Linked DNA regions of Mus musculus: region 2 is linked to region 1. A link is a loop called in an ENCODE intact Hi-C map of the cell type or tissue named here. Cell type or tissue: heart. All regions are shown on one strand. Each heading gives the region's core, and the rest is flanking DNA. Links, peaks and the distances in the headings are about the cores only.

Region 1 (5,783 bases), core at 1,129-5,128:
TTTTTTTTTCCTCTCTTACCCCCCCCCCTTTTTTTTCCCTGTTCTTTTCTTCTTGGTCTTCCTTCTTCCCCCAAATCACTCGAAACTTAAGACGTGCAGAGGCTGCAGGTGCGCGCAGGCTGACGGCCCGGTCAGGGCGAGCCTGGGACCGCCGGGCCTTGCAGGCATTGATCAGCTGGGCGCGCGCGCTGAGTGACGGCGCGGTTGCTATGGCAGCCGCCTGAGCGGCGCCGCGAGGACAAGGCTGCAGGGCGGCGTGAATGGGCGGCGTCACGCGCCTGGCGCCAGAGAGTCTGCTCCGGGGCTCCGGCTCCGGCCCCGCCGCGGCCTGGCCTGCGCGCCGCTGCCGCCGCCGCTGCTGCCAATTCATCACCTGTCAGGGATCACTCGGGGGGTCACGGGCGGAATGGACACAGCTGTGAGAACAAAACCGAGGGGAAGAAAGGCGAGAGCTCCCAATTGCGCCAGATGTGCAGAGAAGACCTTGAGACTCGCCCGCGCCGAGCCGGCTCCTCCCGCCCTCGTGGCATCACGCGGGGATAGTAGCCAAGGTGGCTGAGCAGGAACCTGCTTCTGATTACCGCGCGTGGCCTGGACACGGTGGGGGATCTGGGGGCCTGGTAGCAGGGCTCGGGCAACTCCAAGCGGGTCTGTTGCTTTAAATGGGGGGCGTCCCAGTAGGTAGCTGGGGTGGCCAATATCTACACACACACACACACACACACACACACACACACACACACACACACACCCGCCGGAAGCCCTTCACACCTTCCCACCACCCACGGATCCCGCCCTTACTGCAGCTGGGCACGTCCTGCAGCTGGGGCCATTTGAACTCCAGGGTTCTCTGATGAAAATCCACATCCACACCAATGGACAGATTTTTATATGCCATTATAAGCTGCCCCAAAAGGGGCTCCCACCAAATCCCCAGACCCAGACCATAATTTTAAGAAATGTCAGCCCGGGCTTGCTGTGACAGACTTACTGGTAACTCGGTCCTCTTCAGTCATTAACTTAAACAGTTTCACAATCCCCTTAAAAATGATCTTTAAATGAATGCAAAAACTGGGTAGTGTGCCAACAGAATCGGATTCAGCGCAGCTCGGCAGACTGGACTCTGGCATGGCAGCCAGAGAAAGAAACGCCAGAAAACTTTCACCATATTTAGCAATTTTACTATATCAGGGTACAGGAATGGTCTTGGGAGAAGGCGCTCATGCGTGGTCGCTGCCAGTGTGTGGAGCGATGCTGCACAGCGCTCATTATCATCCAGCCCAGGGCCTTTCTGTTGGGATAATGAGGCTGGCACGGGTGCTAACATACGGTGTCCTTGGAAAAAGCTAAGAATGCGTCAGTACCGCAGAGATGCAATGTCCAAGAATCATAAGTAATAATTTGAGAATCCCAGAGATGTTTGTTTACATTGGCTATTATTGTAAAATACTCAGAGTATAACATCATGAACCAAAAGTGTCAAAACAAAATCTGTTCCGCTGTGGCACGTATGTGACAGAAACACATGCACACAAAGTACATCAAGAGGCTCGAACTGTTGGGGGGGGGGGGGACTCAGATAGTAAATCACTTCCAGGCTTAATAACAGAGGCGAGTCGTCAATCGAACACTGTCGCTGAGTCGCAGGAGGCATTGCAAGCCTTGCCTTGCGCAGATTTTCCTGCAGGGCAGAGTCCTTCTGCAGTCTCCAAACTGAGATGGACGGATTTTACCGCCTCTACATCACCGGACTCTGCCTCCTTAGAGAGAAGCCCTGGGGCACATGGCTGTCACGTGGAGGTCAGAGACCGCCTGGCCCACCAGCTGAGGAATTAATCATTAATTGAAGGGAAAATACTGTTTCTCCACACAGAGCTTTGCCTGGATTCTGCATTCTTCCTCTTTATTGCATTCAGAGGATGTGGGGGATTCAGACCAAAAACCCTTTCTTGGGCTTAACATAAATATTTTTTTTCCTTTAATACACGACTAATATATGGTAGTCTTCAGCAAAACAAGAATTCAGAATTAAAGCATTGGAGTCAAGAGCTCTAAACTTTTTCAAAATGTGGCTGCATCTAGGAAGGGTGCTGAAAGATTCCAAACCTCGTACGTAACAGAATTTTCTTTTAAAAACAGCGATAAGCTGTCAGTCAATAGCTAGGACCACCTACCTGACAAAGAGCTTCCCAAGAGCTCTAAGTGTTGGAATGTGACACCAGAAATCACGATTTGTGCATAATTAATCGCATCACTTTGCCACCTACACTGAAGGGCACAGACCAAGGGCAGTGTATGTAAATGTAGTTCCAGTGTGCAAACCCCACTAATGACCTTCGATTAATGGAGTCATTATAGTAACCCTGCCTCATTCTTGGGGGTGGGGGGAGTTCCGAATGCACCGGGTCCCTCGGGGCTCCTCTGCGGTCTGAGGGAGACCGCACAGTGTTCCTACAATTCGTGTCACTGAGTTTCCGAGAAGGCCTCCCGCGTTGCTCCAAGTTGCAAAGCTTCACGCTAAACCTGTCGTGGACGTGTATGTGGGTAGGTTCCCCCCCCCTCCCCAAATAGCTTTCCTTTATCTTAAAAGAAGGAACACTACAAATGTGACTTCCCAAAAGCGCGCTTCTTTTCCCTTCTGCCACGGTCGCTGTCTTCCCTAACGCTAGCGACCTGTGACTTCCCGTCTGCTGTGCGGAGAGAGTGGGGCTGCTGGAAGTCCTGGGGGCGGGTATAGCTAGCTCCGGGCACACCCCCGGGGCAGGGGTCCTGCCAGCTCTGGGAATTGGAATAAGGCGGGCACAATTGCACACTCAGGCCCCCTGGGCGCCCAGCGCACACTGTACTCAATTTGCCACCCCAGCTGGGCTCTCGCCCGCTCCTCCCACCCTACAGGCATTGGCTGCGAACGCGGAAGAACCGAGAGCTCATACTCACCAATGGGAGAATTCGCCTGGTATGATGGACGGGAGCCCTTCCACCAATGGCAATTCAGGGATGCCCGATTGAGCGGCCAGGGCGAGTGCACATAAAAGACGCCCCGCCCGGCTCGCGCTTCATTCTGAACCGAGCCTGGTGCCGCGCAGTCAGCTCAGCCCCCTGTGGCGGCTCCCTCCCGGTCTTCCTCCTACGAGCAGCATGAAAGCCTTCAGTCCGGTGAGGTCCGTTAGGAAAAACAGCCTGTCGGACCACAGCTTGGGCATCTCCCGGAGCAAAACCCCGGTGGACGACCCGATGAGTCTGCTCTACAACATGAACGACTGCTACTCCAAGCTCAAGGAACTGGTGCCCAGCATCCCCCAGAACAAGAAGGTGACCAAGATGGAAATCCTGCAGCACGTCATCGATTACATCTTGGACCTGCAGATCGCCCTGGACTCGCATCCCACTATCGTCAGCCTGCATCACCAGAGACCTGGACAGAACCAGGCGTCCAGGACGCCGCTGACCACCCTGAACACGGACATCAGCATCCTGTCCTTGCAGGTGAGACTAGCTTGCAAGTACGCCACTGCCCAGACGCTCCGGGTCTCCCGAGCTGTCACTCTTAAAGCCCATCGTAGAGACAGGTTCATTAACTTTATTTTTGAGGAAACTGTATATTGAGCGTCATGTGAAATCGCTACTTATAAGTTCTGTGTGGGTTGCATCTGGATCTGCGCTGTAGCATGATCCTGTTTCATGGGACTTGTTGGCACTTTTGTGAAAGGAGGAGGGGGGCTACCTTCCTTTAAGATTACCTAATATCCTGCCTTTTATCCTCTTTCTCCCCAGGCATCTGAATTCCCTTCTGAGCTTATGTCGAATGATAGCAAAGTACTCTGTGGCTAAATAAATGGTGAGTGTTGCGGGTGCCTCCTGTGTGCGCGTTTCGGTAATGTGCTTGTGTGTCTGTTAAATGTTTGGTTTGGTAAATGCATGCTTACTTCACTGTGTTACGGGTGCCGCTTGACTTACCACATAGGCATGAAGGGGCTTGTAGCTGTGGTTGCTCAGGACTACAGAACAGTTGCCTTTACAAAAACAGAAAAGAAAGAAAAAAAAGAAAGAAAAGAAATGCCAGTAACTTACTATGAAGGTGTCAGGACCAAGTGTGGCTGACTTTTATGAGCCCAGTGGCGGTACACTGAGGTGGTAACCTCAGCTGTAATTAATCTTATCGCCACAAATTCCATAGTGATTCTCTTTTCCCAAAACTGTAGTCCTCTGAGATTTCTCTGGCTAGCTGAAGACGGCTACCCCGAGCCTTACCCCTGTGCTCTGGGATCCAGATTTCCATATCTGTTAACTAAAGGGCTGTTTTCAATCAAATAATTGTTACAAGAAGCAGACTGGCGCCTGTGAGCGGGCTGTTAGAGATCCAAATAGGAGACTGGGTTTGGGAAGTTTTCCCCTGGAGTCTCCGCTATTTTCATGTTTAATTTGTGCTGCTGGGGCCGGGTATGTGTGCCGCATCTGGACGCCAGGGTTTGGTTAAATGCTCAAACTGTGGCTTCCTCGGCGCCAGGCTCGCCCGCCTCTGCCCTTAGGTTACATTCTCCTAAACTGCCTTTCTCTCCCAATCTTTTGCAGGCATTTGGGGACTTTTTTTTTTCTTTTTACTTTCTCTTTTTCTTTTGCACAAGAAGAAGTCTACAAGATCTTTTAAGACTTTTGTTATCAGCCATTTCACCAGGAGAACACGTTGAATGGACCTTTTTAAAAAGAAAGCGGAAGGAAAACTAAGGATGATCGTCTTGCCCAGGTGTCGTTCTCCGGCCTGGACTGTGATACCGTTATTTATGAGAGACTTTCAGTGCCCTTTCTACAGTTGGAAGGTTTTCTTTATATACTATTCCCACCATGGGGAGCGAAAACGTTAAAAAAAAAAGAAAAAAATCACAAGGAATTGCCCAATGTAAGCAGACTTTGCCTTTTCACAAAGGTGGAGCGTGAATACCAGAAGGACCCAGTATTCGGTTACTTAAATGAAGTCTTCGGTCAGAAATGGCCTTTTTGACACGAGCCTACTGAATGCTGTGTATATATTTATATATAAATATATATATATTGAGTGAACCTTGTGGACTCTTTAATTAGAGTTTTCTTGTATAGTGGCAGAAATAACCTATTTCTGCATTAAAATGTAATGACGTACTTATGCTAAACTTTTTATAAAAGTTTAGTTGTAAACTTAACCCTTTTATACAAAATAAATCAAGTGTGTTTATTGAATGTTGATTGCTTGCTTTATTTCAGACAACCAGTGCTTTGATTTTTTTTATGCTATGTTATAACTGAACCCAAATAAATACCAGTTCAAATTTATGTAGACTGTATTAAGATTATAATAAAATGTGTCTGACATCAATGCCGGGATTCTGAATGGTTTTTGAGGTGTCTTGTGTTTGCTTGGGGCACCTCCTTCTGTTCTCTCACCCCCTCTATCACATGTGTGTCCCGTGGCGGCCCAGTAGACTGAAACATTGTTGCCATTAGGAGGGATGGGGACTGGAAACGCAACACACCTAGCAGTGTGGCTCTGTGCCTGTGCATTGGGACTAGATTTTAAACGGGACTGTAGAAGACTCCCCTTGAGTTCCTAGGTGTGCCCTCTAGAAAGACACCTTTGGAGCAGAGAGAAAAGGGGCTTTGGCTGTCACTGGTCACCCCTGGGGGTTACGCTTTTAAACCTGGCCACGAACTCCAGAAGTCCTTCGTCTCCTCCACCTGTGGCTCACCCAGGCCTGCCTGGGCCAGCTGCTCTCCCAGTTCTGTGGCTATTAAGTGCTCTTCACCCTTGA
Region 2 (5,783 bases), core at 634-4,633, 730 kb before region 1:
CAAAGCACAAACACCAATGAGCTTTTGAGAGTCAAACATGGAGAAGAGCAAAAATGAAAATCCAAAGATGCAGGGAGTGAGACAAAGAAAAAAAAAAAAACTAATCTCCTACTGATGCGAAGACACCCGTGTTTCATCCAGCAGCCTTGGCCTTATGGGGCCTGGGAATCTGAAGAAAAAAAAAATGATGTTACCTTAACATACCCAGAGAGGAAGCAGATGCCTTTACTCTACCTGCCAGAAGTATGCAGGAGGACTTCCCACTTCCCAAGGCCCTGGAGAAAAGCAGTGTGGTGCAGAGAGGAACATCTGAATGGAAGGCAAGCTGTAGCTTCAGAGGAAGGGGTGGCCTGGGAAGTGGGCTCTCATTTGATCATTTGACTCAGCGATCTAAAGAAGATGGTCCAGAGAAATATGGGCAAGTCAATTTCTCCGTTGTATTTTCCAGGCATGTGTTTAAGAGAGTTGCCCTGGGCACGTGCACTCTGCCTGTGCGAAAACCCCTTTGTCTGGATGACTCTGCTCCCAGAGTTTGCATGGTCAGTCTCTAACTCTCAATGCTTGAGGCTCTGAGTGGTCATAAAGATAGGACCTTTAAGAAGACAAAGGATAGGGTATGGTTCTATTGGGAAAGAGATTCCTTTGCAAGCATGAAAATCAGAGCTCAGTTCTCAGCACTTATTGGTAAAATTGAAACAGCCAGGATGGTAATATCCATTTGTAACACCTACAATCAGGAAATAGGAGGATTCATAGGCTCTCCATGGCCAGCCAGTTTAGCCTAATCAGTCAGCCTCAGTCCAGTATGAGACCCTGTCTCAAAATATGATGAATGGCACCTGGGGGACAATTTCTGAGGTTTTCCTCTGGTCCCTATATACACACACATACTTATACCTGTGTGTGCATGCATTAGTGCATACACATAGAAACATGCCATCATACATAAATTCAGAATTTAAATGAGTTACCTAGCATACATTTGAATCCTCTGTGCTTGCATTTATTATTGGATGACCTGAGGACGTGGTCTCCCAGAGGGAAGACCATGTAAAGACACTGGGTGAGCAGCTGCTAGAAGCCAAGGAGACTAGCTCCAAAAGCAGCCCTGCCCACAGTGGACCATGGACTTCCAGCTTCTAGAAATATGATGAAATCAATGTTTGTTGTTTCTGGCACAAAGTGTAGCCCTTCCCAACAGAACTGAGGCTTTACTCCCATGTCCGTGAAGGATCAAGGTGAAGATGCTATCACATGCTTGCACTGGCTTGCTAGCCACAGCAAGCACAGTGCTAGCAACATGTAAAGATGAGGCCATGGAGGCCAAGGATGATCCAGGTGGGTGCAAAACAAGGATCAGAGCAAATGATGAGAGCCAGAAGATGGTCTGAGGGCAGTATTAGGCAGTGAGCTGGCAAATGGTTCCCCAATGATGGACTTGTATTTGACGTGTATTTGTGTCTGCTCTGGAACTTTGACATGAGGCTAGACCTCAGATAACAAAGTCCTGAAGATTGAGGCCAAACACCAAGATTTATTTAAAAATATTCCCTTCATGATTCAAATATGCAACTAGAAACTGACTTACAGAGAGTGTGAGACCTCGTCACAGCACCTCGGCATGATTACTTCTTCTCCCCTTTCGGCCTCTAAAATGTGAACACCACACAGTGACCTCTGCTTGCTCTGAACTTAGCCTGAAGAAGCACACCAAACATGACTGCTTGTGATGGGGAAAAAAAAAATCTCTTGTCATTCTGGCTTAGCTCTTTGTTTCTGGCTGAAGATAAAAGTAAAAAAAAAAAAAAAAAGTAGATTAAATGAAATTTCAAACTCAGAATAAATAATATAAGGACGTCAGCAGTATGTAAAATAAATGACTTGGGTGGGTGTGGTGGGATCTTATTTGTATCCGTGATTAAATGCATGCTGACTTTAATTCTTTCAGAAGTGACTTTTCACTAGTGTTTTAGATGTCTGTCACCTTTTCTTGTCAGGCTCTTTCAAAATATCCCTAAGTAAATTAAAAAAAAAATGGCTCTGAAACATCACGTGTCATTAAAAGGATGATTGCTGCACACTGCATGGAGATGGGTTATACTGTATCCCTGTATTTTGATTCCTAACAACGACAGGGATTTATGTCCTAGCTTAGCACCCCCTGCTTCACCAAGGCACTGTGCACTTTTTATCTGTAAGAAAATGTCAAAAGGGGGAGCTAGTTAGCTAATTGATTAGAGATTGGGGCTCAATGTTTGCAGGCAGAAGAGGCTTTCAGAGGTCATGGAAAGCCCTGGGCTGTGTTCTCACATTCTGCCCTGGGAAGGATTTTATCCCACCCCCCACCCCACCCCGTTTTCCCAGGAGGACAGCCCATTTCAGCCCTCTCCTGCCTCTCCCATCAGCCGAGCACAGGAGCTGATTACTGTTTGACAACAAGACAGAAGTGGATTTTAGCTGCGTAGCTCACAGAAGCTGAGCCACCAATGGAAAAACCGGTGGCTGAGCTCCACTCCTTGCAGTTTGGAGCCACAAAAGTACAAAGGTGAAAGAAAAGACTGCAGCAGAGGCCTGGGGCCTCCATTGAGCAGAAGCACATTCCTACCATCTTTCAGGGCAGCTCTGCACTCATGCTAATGCGTGCTAGTTCATGTGATGAGACTCTGTGAGCCAAACACGGGCCAAGTCATGATGAGAGGTGGGCATTGCCAGGCCCTCCCTCTGCTTCAGATTCTTCTCTAGTGTCTCTGGCCCTCTTCCTCCTCTCCCAGCATCGCTTCAGCCACCCAAGAACCTCACTTTCACCCTCTTCTGCTCAAGCTATTATTTTGGAACCAAGATCAAACAAAGTTGTTTTTCTGATTTTTTTTCCTGCTTGCTTTATCATTTTCTCCCTTAGAAAATCAGTTGCCGCCTACACTCGCACCTGTGTAAGGCAGCCCTGAGACACAGCATGGGCCCAGCCAAGCTCAGACTCTTGAGCAAACATCCCCCAAAGGGACCAGTAGCCTGTGTGCATGTATGTGTGTGACTGTCTGTTTCTATGAAACATTACCAGAATATACTAATGACTTATAATACATTGTATTCCTATCCATCAGAACCCTTAAGAAATGCCAGGTCTTTAATAGGAGGCACACGATATTAGGAATTCTAGGGGATCAGCACTTATTCTTGTGTAGAAATATGTGTGCATTTATAGACATACTTGATACACCTACAGTATTTTTATAATTTAAAAATTATTTCAATGCATTTTCTCATGTGATCTAGAGAAGAAAATAAAATAGAGCAGCCATCCCTCCAGCACATGGCTTCCTTCACATGGAATGCTCTCAGACTGTAGGATGGAACATGAGTGCAGTGTGTGTATCTGTGTATCTGTGTACATGCGTGCATGTATGCATGCATGTTTGGCTTGGCACATTGAAAAGTCAAAGGTCAAGACTCTAAGCTAACCAGATATAAGAGCTATGTTCATTGACGCACACCTGTGATCTCAGCATTCAAAGGACTGAAGCAGGAGGACTATTGCAAATCTAAGGCCAATCTGGTTTACATGGTAAGTAGTTCCAGACCAGCCAGGGCATCGCAGGAAGACTGCATAAGAGGTTCCTCTCCTCTCCTTTCCTCTTCTCTCCTCTCCTTTCCTTCTTTCTTTCCTCCCTCTCTTTGTTCTTTCTTTCTTCTCGTATTTTTGTCCTGAGCAAAGATCTCATATAACCCAGGCTGTCTGTCAACTCAATGATGACCCTAAACTTCTCACCTTCCTTTCTCCATAGCCAATGAGCTAGGATTTCAAGCTTACACCACTATGCCCAGTTTTTGTAGTTGTGAGGACCTAACCCAGGGCATTATATATGATAGGCAAGTACTCTTTGAGTTACATCTCCAACCCCTCCCCGAAAAAAAAAAATCATTCTTACACATATAATAGATTTCAAAGACTTGATGCCACCCTGCTTGACCAATGTATGGCTAGATAGCCACTTGGAGTTGAGACCTTGGTGGACAGAGTTGTAAGGGATATTCTGGTCTACACTGAGTTGGTTCAAGTTCATGTATCTTCTGGAAAGAAGCACACTCATGATTATTCATGTTCAAGTCTAGAGATGGGAAGTATTGAAAGTCTGACCTCTCAAAACAGCCTGGATCCTTTTCTGAAGGGATAACCGAGATTTCTAAGCAGCCAATAAAATAAACCAGGATACCTTGAGCCTTCTTGAAGCTGAACTCTTCCTCTGGCTATCATTTCCTACTCTTCTCATGAATACCATCCCGATGCTATCTACAGCCTTCCTAAAACCCACAGATATCCCATGGACTTGCTGAGGCACTTGCCTTGATATGGCCTGTGCATGCTAGACAAGTGTTCTACCAACTAAAGAGAGGGGCACCTGCACAGAATCAGAGGAAACTTGGGAACACATCATGAAGGCAGTAAGTAGAGATGGCTGCACCGATATTCACAGCATACCAGGAAGCTGAGAGAACGCTGAGATCATTTGGTATATTGGCAGTCCCATAGAGGAGTAAAGAATTATTCATATTTTCATGAAGATTTCAGGTGGGATGAATTCTTCACAGCTAGCTGAGTTTGCTCTAGGGTCCTCACACATCTTTCAGCCTATGTAAATTAAATGACAATGAATCAGGGTATCCAGTCCGGTGTCTTCAGGACCTTTAATTGCTACTTCTGGCTGGCTTGCTCAGTGGTTGCATAATCTTATATCAAACTAAGGTTGGTTTCAGAATATAAATAAACTCCATGTTCACTATGAAGACAGGTTACAGAAACTCTACAAGTGTCACCAGAAAAGTGTGCCTAGCAAGGCTCTCTCCTAAGACTGAACAACATCATCACTGTTTAGAAGGAACCCAGGGGTACATGGAAATGAGGACCACACACTGCTTGTCACCTCCTTGACCTCAGCTCGATTGTCACAAGGATGATGCCAGTGTTGTCTGAACTGTTTGAAGATGCCATGTAATCTGTTGTGGGTGGTAACCCCAAGAGGCATCTAGGAAGTAGACAAATCTTACAGATGAGATAACAAAGGTTTCAGAATGCAGATGGCTTCCCAAAGCCACCCCAGAGGCATACACAGAGGAAATGAAAGCATGGAAGTTTGCTTCCAAGACTTCAGCTGAGGCTTACTTCTTTATTTCTGTAACAGATAATGCTGCTTTTAATAGCAATGGTAGTACTTCTCCAAGAGGGACTGAAGACAATATATAGAAAAAAGCCCAGCACATGAAAGTGCCCAGGAAAAGATGACCACTGCACACTCTTTTTGTATTCAGCAAAATTCCATTAAAGTAGTTCACTCAGCCAAGTGGACTGGCCTGGTTTGGTGTATGACTTTGAGAAATGACTAAAGCCCTGATGGCCTAAATTCGAGAAACTACGAAGTCAAAGCAAAACTGTCAGGGTCTCCAATGTGGAACTGAATCACCTCAGAGGCGCTCACAGCTCCCATTACAGTTAATAGGCAGGGCTCATGTGTGAGTGTGCTCTGTGATCCTCTAGGGGTAAGAAGGAACCAAGCTGTCCAGATCACCAAGCTCCTGCAGCTGAGTCCCCTGGTAAAGACCAAAAGGCGGGGCACTCTGCTGCTGTCCAGGCAACAGAAGCACGGCAATACAGGGACCACAGACCTCCATGTTCAGCTACAGCTAGCTACCTTCTTTAACTCTGCCTAACGACTGAAGGGAACCAAGAAAGTAGCTGTCAGCATGAGCCATGCTCACTGAGGACCCAGGCTTGGAAAGCTTGCTGCCTT

What was found. Peaks named below come from ENCODE experiments on the same cell type or tissue, not always from the same donor. Only the 100,000 strongest peaks of a DNase experiment are listed, where the experiment ranks them.
Region 2: a loop joins it to region 1, with 9 times the contacts of the local background. A loop is called at or near these places in 5 of 42 quality-filtered maps.

What each region holds. Positions count from the first base shown.
Region 1 is chr12:25,093,366-25,099,148 of GRCm38, reverse strand. Id2 (inhibitor of DNA binding 2) reads left to right here and starts at 3,057. Exons shown (of 3, transcript NM_010496.3): 1 at 3,057-3,486; 2 at 3,775-3,838; 3 at 4,573-5,350. The coding sequence starts at 3,139. The coding sequence ends at 3,831. In heart, for the core only: CTCF peaks have their summits at 3,092 and 3,867; DNase peaks (open chromatin) are centred at 1,218, 1,688, 2,968 and 4,378; H3K4me3 peaks cover 4,000 bases; H3K27ac peaks cover 3,881 bases.
Region 2 is chr12:25,823,551-25,829,333 of GRCm38, reverse strand. No RefSeq gene overlaps it. Among named protein-coding and RNA genes, the nearest start is that of Gm29835, 150 kb to the left of the region's middle. In heart, for the core only: a CTCF peak has its summit at 2,174; no DNase peak of the experiment used is centred there; H3K27ac peaks cover 624 bases.